Linked DNA regions of Mus musculus: region 1 is linked to region 2. A link is a loop called in an ENCODE intact Hi-C map of the cell type or tissue named here. Cell type or tissue: heart. All regions are shown on one strand.

Region 1 (8,000 bases), 53 kb before region 2:
GACATTATCAGTAAAGACGTCCTCACTGGGCTGTGAGATCAAGTCCAACAAACAACCATGTTTCTAGGAAGCAACCTACATAGAACAGAAAAAGAGAATTCTTAAGTACTAAAAACGTGAAATGTCCTTCTAATAAATTATAACTGCAGCTATACAAACAAAACCACAATTTCCAGGCAAAGCTCCTCAAATATTTACTTGAAAGAGGTTATTAATGTTTGATAAGGAAAGCTGGAGATACGGCTCTGTAGTTAAGAACATTGACTGCTCTTGCAGAAGATGGGGGTTCAATTCCCAGCACCACATAGCAGCTCACAACTGTCTATACCTCAAGTTCCAGTGGATCAGACTCTCTCACACAGATATATATGTAGATCAAACACCAAATATACTTAAAAATGCAGTATAAAGTTTGAAACAATGTATCTTTTACTCTACACAGACTACGGTAGATACACAGAAGACACTGTAGCCCCTAGGACAGTGCAGGAACAGCTCTGACTTTTGTCTTGTCTTTCCAGGGGCAGTGCCCATGCACAGCACTGGCCTTTCCTTGTCCTTATTTAAAAGCCCTCCTTTAATGAATTCAGGCTAAGTAGATTTTTACTAAAATCTTGGTAACAACCCAAATGCCATGTCTATCAACTGATGATACAATAACAATGGTATGGAGTAGAGGGTATTGTTTCCTAACCATGTAAAACATATGAAACTATAAAATAGCATTAAATACACTCACACTCTTATATGTGATTTGTGTATACTATTTCTATTTTAACATTCTACATTTTAATGTCTCCATAATAAATATTTAAGAGAAAAGGTAAAATACCTTGTTTCCTACACACTTCTATAAACCTATACTGTTCTAACAGCTGGCACAGAATGACCAAGGCATGCTTCCTTACTGTGAGAGGACACAAGACAATAAAGAACAATCACCGGAGAGTGAAAAATAGTATTATATTTATAATAAAGCATGTATATAAGATAGTAAACAGGTGAGCAGGATGAGCAGGGTGATCTTAGAAAGCCAGTCTCAGCTAGTATGTCCCATGTCCTAGTTTCTGAAACAGCTCCAGTATGCATGATGGAATTACACAAAGCAAACCTACCAAAGTCAAAGAGACTGAAGGAGACAGAGAGAGGGTGGTACAGAACTGAGGCCAGGAGAAAAGAGTGACCAAGTGGGTTTGGTAGGTTGTCTGAAAGTTAAGAGCCCTTTCTCATATACACACACACATATATACTAAATATTAATTACATCCATCTTTATGTGGCATCTTTGTGTTCTGGAATGCCTGTTACAAGTTTTTAAAGATTTTCTCCATTCCTACATTTAAAAAATATTAGACTTCAAGGGGTTTTTTTGTTTGTTTTTTTCGAGACAGGGTTTCTCTGTGTAGCCCTGGCTGTCCTGAAACTCACTCTGTAGACTAGACTGGCCTCGAACTCAGAAATTCGCCTGCCTCTGCCTCCCAAGTGCTGGGAGTAAAGGCGTGCGCCACCACGCCCAGCTAACATCTATCTTCTTAAACACTCACAGGTTTTCTGGTACAAAAAGAGCATAACTGTTTTTCTTTCTTTCTTATTATTATTTTATTACTTTATTTATTTACATTTCAAATGTTGCCCCCCTTCCCTGTACCCCTCCCACTCCATTCACCCTCCCCTTTGTCTCTGAGAGGATGCGACGCTACCCACCTACTCACCCCTCCTCACATCCTTCCCTTCTCCTCCCCCAGCAACCCCCTTCCCTGGGGCATCAAGTCTCTACAGGATTAGGTTCATCCTTTCCCTTTCCCTGACAAGGCAGTCCTCTGCTTCATATGTGAAGGCCACGGACCAGCCCATGTATGCTCTTTGGTTGGTGGCTTAGTCTCTGGGAGCTCCCAGGGGTCCAGGTTAGTTGACACTGTTGTTCTTCCTATGGGATTGCAATCCCCTTCCCCTAACTCTTCCATAGGGTCCCCAACCTCAGTGCAGTGGTTGGCTGTGAGCATCTGCATCTGTCTCAGTCAGCTGCTGGTAGAACCTCTCAGAGGACAGCCATGCTAGGCTCCTGTCTACAAGTACAACATGGCATCAGTAATAGTTTCGGAGTTTGGTGCCTGTGCATGGGATGGATCCCAAGGTAGGCCAGTCACTGGATGGCCTTTCCTTCAGTCTCTGCTCCATTACTGTCCCGAATTTTCTTTAGACAGGAACAATTCTAGGTCAAAACTTCTGAAGATGGGTGGGTGGCCCCATCTCCCCACTGGAAGCCATGTCTATCTACTAAAGGTAGACTCTTGAGTTCCCTCTCCCCACTGTTGAGCATTTCAGTCATCCCCACTGAGTCCTGGGAGTCTCTCACATCCCAGGTCTCTGGGACTTTCTAAAAGTTAGTTCCCTCCGCCCTCCACGGCCCCCCACCCCGCAGCTGCGTATTTCCATTCATTCTCTGGGCTCTCTGGGCTTCTCTCCTGCCCCCTCCCCCTTGTTTTCTTTCTTGACAGTTAATTGTCCAAATTTATCCACTTGGTGAAAAAAATGACATCCTTGTTACTCTTTAATAATTAAGTAAATATCCTGGAGATCCTGGAATATCACATGTTGACATTCAAAAGGCGTTTACTACAGCACCACAATAAGACAAATTACAGAAACTCTCAACTCAAAGTTCATAGACCATAGTACATTTATATAACAAAGAACTGTGGCCAGGCGGCGGTGGGGCACGCCTTTGATCCCAGCACTTGGGAGGCAGAGGCAGGTGGATTTCTGATTTCTAGGCCAGCCTGGTCTACAGAGTGATTTCCAGGACAGCCAGGGCTACACAGAGAAAAAACCCTGTCTCGAAAAACCAAAAAAAAAAAAAAAAAAAAAAGAGCTGTACAGGAGTTACAAGAGCTACAGCTATACGTTTTAAAACAGACAGAACTCAAAAATGTTGACATTTCACCAAATATTAGCATATATTACAAACAAAATACGTATAACTTATAATACACATATAATGTAAAAAGAACCTACTCAGGGATAATAACATCTCAAGAAGGATAACAATCTATAACACTATTTTTTTTCAAAACAGAGGAGCTGGCAAGATGGCTCAGCAGATAACAGCATCTGTGGCCAACCATGGCAAGCTATGTTCTATCCCAGAACCCACACGATAGAAGGAAAGAACTGGCTTCGTCTTCCTACCACGTACACTATAGCACATACACACCACAGGTACACTACAGCACATACACACACACACACAAAATGTTTAAAAAAGGTTTTAAAGCCAAAGCAAGTAAAGTTTTCTTAAACACCAACAATATATAGACAACTATTGGTTATACTGCTCTATGACCATTTTATTAATTTTATTTCATTTACTTATTTCTTTGATTTATTTAACCTGAATGTAAGTATGTGCAGAACATGCAAGAGAAGGTCAGAATGGAGTATTGAATTCCCTGGAACTGGGGTTATACATAGCTGTGAGCCACCACGTGGGTACTAGAAACTATACCTAGATCCTCTACAAGAGCACCAAGTATTCTTGACTCCTAAGCAATATATCCAGCCCCTCTCAGTACGTTTTTGAGATTGAAACAATACATAAAGGAAAGTCATTTCTATTACCAAGTATGATAATACTGCTCACTAATTAATTTGGTCTTTTATGTCGTATTTTTTAGAATTAAACTTTTTATTATTATTTGTACACACATGTGTACACACAACACAGTAAGGTGGTGGTTGTCAGAAAATAACTGTGGAGTCAGTTCTCTCCTTCTCATTTCATGGGTTTCAGAGGTCAAACTCGAGTGCCCAGCCTAAAGCCTCTTCACTAGCCTGACACTTTGAAGTAGGGCAGTGTGGTGACATTTTTATGTCTGAAAGAGCACAGTTCCCTTCACTGTGCTTTGTAGCTGCTTCTCTTTTAAAGCCTTTGCCTTTTGCATTTAACAACAAATCATGTCTTTCACTCAAGAACTAAAGTAATCTTTTCAGGTGTAATAAAAATTGTAGTGAAAATTTTTGTTTCTTTAAAAACTCAGTTTTGTTATGTGGATGTTTTTGTTTTAATCCCAGTCATGGACTATGAGGCTGCTTCAGATTGTCCACAACCGGTAACTATGACTGTCTTATGCTCTAAGGAGAGGTGTGATTTTTGCCAGCTGAAGATAGTTGGTTTGAAAATCTGGGGACTGTTGAGAGGGTATTAAATGCCAGAGACCCGAGAGGCCTGAGGCAACTGCTCCTCCTCCTAGATTGCTGGATTGATGGTTGGAGATATCCTGACGACAGAGACTGGATTTGCCAAACCCTATGTCCCTAATCAGCAGGAAGTAGTCTAAAGAGGTTTATGCCCCCTCTAACCTTACTTCTCTCCTACCTAGTGTTGGGGGGGGGGGGGGGTTTGGAAGGGATTAGAGTGGAATGAGGTTTGGAAGGATGGTAGATAGAAGAACCAATAAAGTAGCCCAAAAGCCCAACACAATCTCTGGATAAAGCCAGGCCTTGTAGCACAGGTTTATAATCCCAGATCCTCAGGAGGCTGAGAGGCAAGAGAGGCCAGGTCTGTCTAGGATATAAAACAATTTCAAGGCCAGCCTGAGCAATAATTATCAAGACTGTCTAAAAGAATCTAAATATTGAATTCATAGACTGACTAAAGAGAAATGAGGTGTCTTTATGTTTCTACTACTGGATATTCCATCCTAGAGCATAATTATAGGTTTAGGTATAATGAAGATAGGAATACTAACAAGGGGGTGGTGGCAGTGGTGGTGGCGGCAGCAGCAGCCACACCATAAATCACAAAACTCAGGAGGCAGAGGCAGGCAGATCTCTGTGAATTTGAGACCAGTCTAGTCTACAGAACAAGTTCCTGGTCTCAAAATACAAAACAAGCAAATAAAAAGATAGGAATACTTTACAAACATGACTAAAATATTTTATAAATGGTGAAAAGAGATACATGTAGATACAGAAATCCTACTTGAATAACATAAAAACATATAAGACTTGATACATGCATATATAAGTATACATATACTAATTTGGGGGGCAGGATTATTTACATATATTAAGATTAAATATATAGGGGCTGGAGAGATGGCTCACTGGTTAAGAGCACTGACTGCTCTTCCAGAGGTCCTGAGTTCAATTCCCAGCAACCACATGGTGGCTCACAACCATCTGTAATGGAATAAGATGCCCTCTTCTGGTGTGTCTGAAGACAGCAACAGTGTACTCATATGCAATAATCTTTAAAAAATAGTAATTAGCCGGGCGGTGGTGGCGCAAGTCATTAATCCCAGAAGTTGGGAGGCAGAGGCAGGCGGATTTCTGAGTTCAAGGCCAACCTGGTCTACAAAGTGAGTTCCAGGACAGCAGAGGGCTACACAGAGAAACCCTGTCTCTCATATATGAATGTTCGTGAATATTTTGTGAAGGTTTACGGAGGATGAGGGTTAGGAGTTCAAGGCCAGCCTGAGCTATGAACAAACAACTAAGAACAAAGACAGGAGATGAGAGGACTCCATGTGGTATAAGGTAAAGGGTTTGGTTTCGTTGCTTTAGTTTGCAGTCTAATGTTCACCACCTGTCACCTGCATTCAATATTACTATAAGGTGAGTGATTTATCTGTTTCCCTCTTTTATCAGTAATACACAGAATGTCCTAGGTTTTAAGGAATAATTTTAGTTAAGTTTGACTTTGAAATCTCATAAATAAAATAAACTATTCCAACATAAGAGCCAGTAAGTAGGGCTGGAGAGATAGCTCTCCTCTTCTGAAGGTTCTGAGTTCAAGTTCCAGCAACCAAGACAGCTTACAGCAGTGTGCTCACATATAATAAATAAATAAATCTTTAAAAAAAAAAAAGTAGAGCCAGTAAGTAACTCACAACCATCCGTAATGACACCCTCTTCTGGAGTGTCTGAAGACAGCTTACAGTGTGCTCACATATAATTAATAAATAAATAAATAAATAAATAAATCTATCTTTAAAAAAAAAAAGTAGAGCCAGTAAGTAACAAATCACAAAATCACTGGACTAGCTCTTAATGACATACAAATTTGTGGGTTACGGTCCATTCCAATCTCATTTAACTTCAGCCTGGAGATTTTATATGACCTCCACCCTCAACTCATCCATAACACAAACAGCAAGGTCAGACCTTCTGTTTCCTATCTAGTGCACTCTTTCAAACATCTTATATACAAGCCAAAGACACAAAGGAAAACCTCTGATTCAGTAACAATGTGCCAACCTAGAACCTCTCTTTTCAGGTCTTCTACCATCTGGTTTTCCCTCTGCTACTCACTCTGGCCCTGGGGCATCGAGATACCTCTACAGAATACCCTGTGGTTTAAAATCAACTAAAATAAAAACAACCTAATTTAAAGCTAGAGCTGAAAGGAAGGATGGCATTTTCAATGCCAATGTCAAACTATAAATTCAGTTCTTTTTAAAATTACTTTTACATTTACTTACTTAGTGTGTATGCATGGGGGAGGGTGGCAGAGGACAACTTGTAGGATTGGTTCTCTCCTTCCACCACTTGGGCTCTGGGGATTGAACTCAGGTGGTCAGGCCTAGTGGCAAGTGCCTTTACCTACTAAGCATCCCATGAGCTGTAAATTCAGTTCTTGGGAACAAAGCCCAGTAACTCAGGGTTAGTACCCTCAACTCATGAAATGTAAAAGCTCTGTGAACTCTTTAAGAAACTTCATCAAGAGCCAGGCATAGTGGCGCACGCCTTTACTCTCAGCACTCGGGAGGCAGAGGCAGGCGGATTTCTGAGTTCGAGGCCAGCCTAGGCTACAGAGTGAGTTCCAGGACAGCCAGGGCTACACAGAGGAACCCTGTCTCGAAAAAAAAAAAAAAAAAAAAAAGAAAAGAAACTTCGTCAAGCCAAATATCAAAGTACACCCTTGTAGTCCCAGCACTCAAAAGGTGGAGGCGGAATGAACAGAACAGAAGAAGTTCAAGGCCACCTTTACTGTCTCAGTACCTCAGAGGCCAGTAAGAGCTACATGAGACCCTGTCTCTCCAAAATTAAAAGTTAAAAAGAAACGAGGATTTTATAAGCAACTGCCTCACATATAAATTTCGATACATATTATGCTTTAGGCTGAAAATAATGTTAACACTGTTATGAGACAAGCATACCTCTGGATCACAGACAGATAAAACCAGACTCTTACACTACACAACCAAAAGATAAAATATGGCAAGAGGAGCCGGGCAGTGGTGGCACACACCTTTAATCCCAGTACGAGGGAGGCAGAGCTAGGTAGATCTCTATGAGTTGAGGCCAGCCTGGTCTACACAATGAGTTCCAAGACAGCCAGGACTACGTAGTGAGACCCTGTCTCAAAAACAAAAAAATGGCAAAATGAAATTTTACTTAGATACCAGATACCTGTTTGAACCTTCTTATAACACACACACACCCTGAAACAACAAAATTTCAAATACAATCTGCCAAAAATAAAAGGCTAATCCTCCTCTCACCAGGAACTCCTGGCTTTTAGCCTATAGTCTTTGCATAACCAAAATGTACTTGGACAGGTTTTCAAGGTGGCCTACGCTATCTTGGAAAAATATCTAAAAATATACTTCTCTGTGGCAAGTCTTCAGATGACTCTTTAGAGAAGCAAGAACGAATCTACCAATTAGAAGGAAGACCACATTTCACCAATGTGAATACAATTCTATTTTTATTCTTTAGATTGTTCGATTTTATGTGTCTGAGTGTTTTCTCTGCATATATGTGTGAGCACATGCATGTTTGGTGCCAGTGGAGGTCAGAAAAAGGCATTGGATTCCATGGAAAATGGAGCTACAGATGGTTGTGATCCACCACGTAGTGCTAGGAATCAAAGCCAAGTCCTCTACAAGAGCAACAGGTACTCTTAACTGTAGAGCTGTCTCTCCAACCCCTACAGTTCCATTTTTAACTGATAATAAAACCTGATTTTAAAACAAAACTACACACAGAGAGAGCAA
Region 2 (8,000 bases):
ACAAAAAACAAAACAAAACAAAACAAAACAAAGAAAGGAAGAAAGAAAGAAAGAAAGAAAGAAAGAAAGAAAGAAAGAAAGAAAGAAAGAAAGAAAGAAAGGAAGAAAAGTCATGACAGAAAGAAACTTGATTTTCATTATGATCATATCGGACAGATGGAGGAGACGAATAAAAAAGCAGTCTCAGACTGTGGTCTGGTTAGTCATTGGCTCGTCTGTATCCTAGTTGTGCTTGGTAAGTCCTAGGAAACTGACCTAGTTCACATGCAATGATTGTTCCTGTCGGGGAAGGGAGGGCAACCTCTGTTTCCACTTCAGTCTAGCCTTCAGCTTTGAAGGGAGTCTGATCAACTTAGGGCAAACCCTCTTTGTATCAACCATCCTTAGATATACCCTCTCCCTTGCCCCTATCCCAGCCCTACCCCAAATCTAGAATCTTGTAACTGCTGAACATGTGCTTTCCCACTGAAGTGCATACCCAGTCCCTTCAACCCCATAAGTTATTAGAGTGCCTACTTGTGAAACCGGGCAGAATCCAAGTAAAGGAGATAGACACAGAATGAAGACAGAAATGGACGTCACGCTTCAAGTCTGCCTTTTGGATCTTGAGAGCTCAGAGATGAAGTGTTCTTGTGTGCTTGCTTGCTTGCTCCCTTGCTTGTTTCCAGACAGGGTTTCTCTGTGTAGCCCTGGCTACCTGGAATTGGCTCTGCAGAACAGGCTGGCCTCGAACTCACTGTCAGTCCTTGATACTTACCAGGAATCAGATGACAGGTTTATTGTGAGGCCATGCTATCACCGTGTTAGGTGTCCATGTAGGGTCCAGGTGAGGGAGTTAAACTTTTCCTTAGTCTGGTATGTCTGATAAGTTCTTTGGCCTGGTTATGATTTCAATACAACCATGTGCCCCTACTGTCTCAATTCACCCCTGTTTAAAAAATAAATGTCAGCCGGGCGTGGTGGCACACGCCTTTAATCCCAGCACTCGGGAGGCAGAGGCAGGCAGATTTCTGAGTTTGAGGCCAGCCTGGTCTCCAGCCTGAGTTCCAGGACAGCCAGGGCAATACAGAGAAACCCTGTCTCGAAAAACCAAAATAAAATAAAATAAAATAAAAAAAAGTCCATCTTGTATTCAATACTAAAACTTAACAAGTGAGGATTCTTTCCTTGTATCCTTTAAATTGTTTGTTTCTTTGTTGTTTGTTTTGGGGTCTTTTTGTTTTGTTTTGTTTTAATATATACATGGGTGTTTTGCCTGCATGTATGTCCGTGTACCACCTGTAAGCAGTTCCTGTGGAGGGCAGAAGAGGATGTGGGATCCCTTGGGACTAGAGTTATAAAGGGTTTTGAACCACCTTGTCAGTGCTTGGAATACACCTCTCTGGTCCTCTGAAAGAGCAGCCAATATTCTAAATCACTGACCCATCTCTCAGGCCAAGGTGGCTTCCTTTCTTCTCCCAGAGATACTTAGCAGCCTGTGCTATATGGGTTCAACCTAACAGAGAGTGGTTGGCTAGTGCACCCAGGGGCTGCTCTCATCCCCCTTCCTTAAAATTGAGTCTAAAGTTACTTGTAAGTTGGAGTCTCTTAGGACAAAGCATGGCCAGAAAAAACACTGTTTTATATACTGTGGAATAGCGTAGAGCAGATTGCAGCCTGTTCTCAACACCACACTAAACAACACACTGGCAAACTATGAAGTAAAATTTCCTATAAGAGTGCTGCAAGCTTTGTTGCAACAATATGAAGGATGTCTTTGAGAAGGAGAAGCACAGACTACTGATTTCTGTACAGCACTGTGATTCACAATGCCTCAGCAACCTCTGGGTACCTTTTACAAAATGCCAAAGAAAAAGTGGTGGCACATGCCTTTAATCCCAGGACTTGGGAGACAGAGACAGGTGGATCTCCAAGTATGAGGCCAGCCTGGTCTACAGGACTCCACAGGAGTTTGGGCATCTTTCATAAAGCACACAAGGGTCTCCAGTCTACAAGCAGCAGCAGTACTTACAGGTATGTAGAACAGACAGAAACAGGGCCCCAGTGTTCCAGGCTGAACTAACTACTAATTGGTACAACCCATGTATCCAGCAGGCCTTTTCTTCCTCTGTTTTTGGTTTTTGTTTTTTGTCTTTGTTTTTTTTGTTTTTTGTTTTTTTCTAGACAGGATTTCTCTGTGTAGACCAGGCTGGCCTTGAACTCAGAAATTCACCTGCCTCTGCCTCCTAAGTGCTGGGATTAAAGGCGTGGGCCACCGCGCCCAGCTCTTCCTCTGTTTTAGTGTCTTGGAAGAAGGTAAGTGGTCATAAACCCTCCTGCGTCAGCCTGTAGAAGCTTCAGCATACCTGCAAGGACAAGGCCCTGTGACCTGCGGACAGTATTAAGGAAATATTTCCTACAAGTACCTACACTTGTGATTTCCTGGCTCATTTTGCATCGAAGGCTAAAAGAAAAGGCCATTTTATGATTCCACTTGGGAGAGGGAAGCCCTGTGCAGAAAGGGGTCTGTTGGGACATTTAATCAAGGTGCTGACTGTTCCGCTCTCAGGGCATGTTCTTCCTTCTCCTCGTCCTTCTTTCCATTGTTTTATTTCCCCTCTAGGTTTGTCTCACTCTAGAGCCATGGTTCTCCACCTTCCTGATGCTGAGACCCTTTAATACAGTTCCTCATGTGTGGGGACCCCAACCAGAACATTATTTTGTTGCTATTTCAACTGTAACTTTGCCACTGTTATTTATCATGCAATGCTAAGAAACATGTATAACTAGCCATTAGAAATATGCAAATTAGTCAGGTGGTGGTAGCACACACTCTGATCATAGTGCTCAGGAGGCAGAGGCAGGCAGATTTTTTGTGAGTTCAAGGCTACCCTGGTCTACCGAGTGAGTTCTGGGACAGCCAAGGCTTCATAGAGAAACCCTGTCTCAAGAAAACAACAACAAAGAATCATAGATATCTGATATGCACAATATCTCATCTTCAACGCCAAAGGGGATGAGACCCACAAATTGAGAACCACTGCCCTTACTCCACAGAAGTTACTGAACCCTGCTTTCAACTGTTGGGTCCAACCTTTTAGCTTAGATCCATTTCCCTTGTCTTCCCTGGTCCTCCTGTGCTCCAGCAGGAACGCTGCAGGATGGCCTCAGCATGGGGAGACAGCCCCTGCCTCCCTAAATGAGCCCTTGGTGAGGACGGGCCAACTGCTGGGCTCCAACTAAGCTTCCAGGCCCTGGGCCTGCCAAAGCCGTTACACTGAACCCTACTGACCTTTACCCACTTTAGATGACAAAGGAAGTAATTAAGTTTAGAAATGTGCCTGAAGTGGGTGGAGGAGGGGCAGCAGATTCTGCCAGCACTGTGCTAAACAAGCCACAAGACCAAATAAGGGTGTCTGAACCACTTCCATCTGTATGAGAGTTCAGAGTGCAGTGTGCAAAAGTAGGACTTGGTTCTCAGGGAGCTAAGTCGTTACCTAACCCTGCTGGAGCTCTGCTGGAGCTCTGCAGCAGCACCGGTCCTGGTCGCTTCTGCAGAGGCTGTGTCTGAGAGAAGACAAAGCAAACCTCCTCTTGCTAGTGGAGCCCAGGGGCCTCCCTTCTCAGACGTACTGACTGGAGGAGTCTCCTGCACCACAGATTCTCCAGAGTGTTTGCATGGCACTGCTGAGGGACTGTAAAAGTACCAGTAAGGACGAGTCACTAGAATGTGTGAAGGTCAGAGTTTGAGGATATTTCACTATTAGAAAAGCAAGCGTCACAGGCTGAGGCGAGCTTGTTTACTGAACACAGCAGTCCCGGGTGGAGCCGGGAGCTGGGAGCATTTTCCTGTAGCACTAACACTGTTTGCTAAGTCCACCCTCTTCCCGCTCTCAAGGGCTTGTCAAACACAAGGCCTGGCCACAGTCTTCCTCTGCTCCCCTGGATGGTGGCCATCCTCCTCCTCCTCCTCCTCCTCTTCCTCCTCCTCCTCCTCCTCCTCCTCCTCCACCTCCACCTCCTTGTCCTCCTCAGAGGCCTGCGACACTCTCAGCTCCACCAGCTGCCGGTGCGCTTCAGCAACCACTGCCAGCTAGCTGCTCATGCCGCCAGCTCATCATACTGCCTCCTTGGCTTGGAATCCCTGACCTCTTGGCTCTCCTTTCCCTGGGAAATTCCTTCATCCTGCAAGATCCCAAACCTCAGCTCCACTCAGCCCTAAGCATAAAGAGTGACCTATATCCATGTTTGGCTATTGCCTTGGGTATGATACAGAAGTGTGTACTTGGTCCATGTTAGCTAAGTGAACACTGAATTTGTTCTGAGTCTTGCCCTGATGTTTTGGGGTCCCGGGCACCCTTATCTCCAGATACTCACTGTTGTCTGACAAGCCCATGGCTCAGGCTCAGTCTACCACCTGCTTTCTAGCTCAGGGCTTCTATGACATCTCAGTCCTGGGGCACCCAAGTAAGCTCACCTTGAAGTCTGAAGAGCTAACAGGCTACAACCTGCCCTCTGTGTGGAGGTACTGTACATACAGCTTTTTAGACACCCATGGGATCTAATAAGCCATGTATCAAATCAATAAAACCACCCTCCTTCCCAGCTTCCCTCCCTCTATGGCTCACTATCCCTCCCTCTGTGCCTTCCACAGTCCTTGTCTCCAGGTGACAGTGAGGTGGCTTCAGTGTAGGCTCTGCTTTCTGGGAAGCTGAGACTTGGTTATCTCAAGGCTCCAATCTATTGGGAGCTTGTCATTTGGAGGCCCTCCCACTTTATTGCCTTGTTGTGAAAATTCAATTTCTTTTCATATTCCTATTCCTCTTTCACATGAGTTATTCTTTATGTGACAAGCAAAGGTTTAGGGGCTGGGGGCTCTTTCTGGTGTACACACTAACATTCCACGTCTTGGGTGGATCCTCACTTTCAAGTTCACAAGGATAGAGAAATCGCCCCCCTGGTGGTGAAGCTGTAGAACTGCTAGTCCTTTGGTAAGGGAGGTGAATGTAGGTTAGGTAATTCTTTTTTTTTTTCCCCTGAGACAGGGTTTCTCTGTGTAGCCCTGGCTCTCCTGGAACTCACTTTATAGACCAGGCTGGCCTCGAACTCAGAAATCCGCCTGCCTCTGCCTCCGGAGTGCTGGGATTAAAGGCATGCACCTCCGTCGCCCGGCATAGATTAGGTATTTCTACTTGCTCTACCGGCCTTTAAGCTTCTCCATTTCCTTATCGGAATTTTCTAGAAGTCTAGGGTCAGACTCACGGAAGCCATTTGAACTCTGCCTGTGCCCTTCTCCACAAGCATCTTGCTTTTATTTTGCATTTCTTGCATTCTTTCTGAGAATCCTAAAAATGCATTATATTTTGATATTTTGCATTCCTTCCTTGTAATTTTGCCTGTTTTCCTTAAATGATCTTTTCTCTTTTTTAACCCAGGCCGATCTCAAACTTGACTTCCTGCCTCAGTCTTCTGAGTCTGATTCAGCTTTTAACCCTCTTTAAGGTTTTTATGTTTTTCCTGGCATATATTAGTTTACATAGTAATGGGTTTCATTTTGACATTCTCAAAAATGTATACAATGTCCCTTCATGGTCATCAGCCCCCATAGCACTCCCTTGTGACCCCTCCCCTCCTACTGCTTCTCTCTCTCTTCCCAGCTGGCCCTCCTTATCCACGTCTTTCTTTTTTTCTTCTCCTTTTGTTTGTGTGTTTGACCCAGTGAGTTTACTTAGGGTTGTTTTCAGCAGCATGGGTGATGGGTTATTTATAGGAACACAGGCCCCTCGCCAGTGCTTGCACCACTGGAGAAAATGTCTCTCTCCCCATCAATCATTAACCCTCTATAGATCCTCAGGGGTGGGTAGGGCCTCCTAAATTCCTGATGATCTCAATCTTATTCAAGTTTTATGCTCATAATCACAACTGCTGAGAGTATAAGAATGCAAAGTCAGGCTGGGTGTGGTGGCCCTAGCCTTTAATCTCAGTACTCAGGAAGCAGAGTCAGGCCGATTGCTATAGTTCTTTCTATATAGAGTTCAAGGCCAGCAAAGACTACTTAGTGAGACCTCTAAAAAAAGAAAAAGGAGAAGAAGAAAGGAAGAAAGACAGACAAGAAAGAAAGTCAATGCACATGTCATATCAGGATAACAACTCTTTATTTAAAATATTTTTTGAGGGTTGCAGAGATAGCTTAGCGGGTAAGAGCACTGACTGCTCTTCCAAAGGTCCTGAGTTCAAATCCTAGCAACCACATGGTGGCTCACAACCATCTGTAATGAGATCTGATGCCCTCTTCTGGGGTGTCTGAAGACAGCTACAGTGTACTTACATAGAGATAAGTAAATAAGTTTTTTTTAAAAAAAGGTTTTTTGAAATGTATATATGTATATGCCTATAGGTATATGAGAGAGTACGTGTGTACAGGTGCCTGTGGGTGTGTACAGTGCCTGTGGAGAACAGAAGATGGCATCAGATCCCCTGCATCTAGAGTTACAAGTGATTGTGGACGCCTAACATAGGTGTTGGGAACTAAACTTATATCCTCCAAAAGAGCAGAAAACACATTATTGACTTCTGAGCCATCTTTCTAGTCCCCTTAACAGACTATATATATATATATATATAGTGTATTAGAGTTTTGTCTGCAATATATATATATATATTGTATTAGAGTTTTGTCTGCATGTATGTCTGTGTGAGGATATAACCTGAGGCTGCAGCTACAGACAGTTGTGAGCTGCCATGTAAGTGTTGAGAATTGAACCCAGGTCCTCTGAAAGAGCAGTCAGTTCTCTTAACAGATAAACCACCTCTTGGGCCACAGCCCTCAGTAGTGTTTTAGAGATTATTGGGTTGTGAGGCACATTGCCACTCTGCCTGGCTTTGCATGGTCATACCCCTACCTGCACAGCCTTGACCTGACAGCAAGGCACAACCATCTGTAATTCCTGGTTCCAGAGGATTTCATGCTCTCGATGGCTTCCTCAGGGACCAGGCACACAAGTGCATAGACACGCATGAAGCCAAATACTTATACATACAACATCATAAAAATGTTTGTTTGTTTGTTTTCCGAGACAGGGTTTTTCTGTATAGCCCTGCCTGTCCTGGAACTCACTCTGTAGACCAGGCTGGCCTCGAACTCAGAAATCCGCCTGCCTCTGCCTCCCAAGTGCTGGGATTAAAGGCGTGTGCCACCACTACCTGGCCTAAAACATTTTTAATTTAAAAAGTATTTTATTCAGAGGTGGTGAAGTACACCTTTAATCCCAGCAAGGGAAGCAGAGGCCAGCCTGGTGGTCTACAGTGAAGTTCCAGGCCAGTCAGAGTTATATAGCGAGACCCTGTCTCAAAATAAAGCAAATACTTTGTTTTTGAGGGTGAGCAAGTTGACTCAGCAGGTAAAGATGTCCCCCGCTGAGCCTGATGATTTGAATTCAATCCACAGGACCCACATGGTGGAAAGAGGGAGGCAGCTCCCACTGTGTGTCTGCTGAACTCCACATGCACACTGTGGCAAGCACTCATGCATGCAGGAATGCAAACATGTATGCATTCACACAAAATCAATAAATGAAACATAATTGTTTAGAAAAAAGAATGTTTAGTCCTCATCTTCCTTTGGACACTTCCTTCCATTGGAAGTTAAGCCTTTTTTGTTCAGTTTCCTTTGCCGGCTCTTTCAGGAAACAACCCAGGATTGAGCTAGGCAGGAGGTGAATGTTAAGGCGCAAAGCATCACCTTGCGTTTAGTAATGGAAATTTTTAGGAGCTCAAAGCTCAATAACTTTGTTGCCCATCCTTGGAGGCTTCCAGAAATCTGGACTTGGATGTTAAAAAATTACAAGGGAACTGCTTTAGAATATATGCCCACTGGGGCCGGACAGGCTGATCAGTGGTTAAGAGCACTGTCACTCTTCCAGAGGACCTGGGTTCGATTCCCAGAAGTAGAGCACTTGCCTAACAGCCCTCAGAAACACGCGCACACGTGCACCCCTTAGTTCTTAGAGCAGGCATGATGT

Evidence for each region. Peaks named below come from ENCODE experiments on the same cell type or tissue, not always from the same donor. Only the 100,000 strongest peaks of a DNase experiment are listed, where the experiment ranks them.
Region 1: a loop joins it to region 2, with 2.1 times the contacts of the local background. A loop is called at or near these places in 6 of 42 quality-filtered maps.

What each region holds. Positions count from the first base shown.
Region 1 is chr11:62,438,441-62,446,440 of GRCm38, forward strand. Ncor1 (nuclear receptor co-repressor 1) reads right to left here and starts at 75. Exons shown (of 45, transcript NM_001252313.1): 1 at 1-75. The coding sequence starts at 5. In heart, no CTCF peak of the experiment used is centred here; no DNase peak of the experiment used is centred here; H3K27ac peaks cover 446 bases.
Region 2 is chr11:62,491,591-62,499,590 of GRCm38, forward strand. All of the region lies in intron 2 of Pigl (phosphatidylinositol glycan anchor biosynthesis, class L), which reads left to right. Among named protein-coding and RNA genes, the nearest start is that of Pigl, 37 kb to the left of the region's middle. In heart, a CTCF peak has its summit at 4,955; DNase peaks (open chromatin) are centred at 3,371 and 4,061; H3K4me3 peaks cover 673 bases; H3K27ac peaks cover 1,931 bases.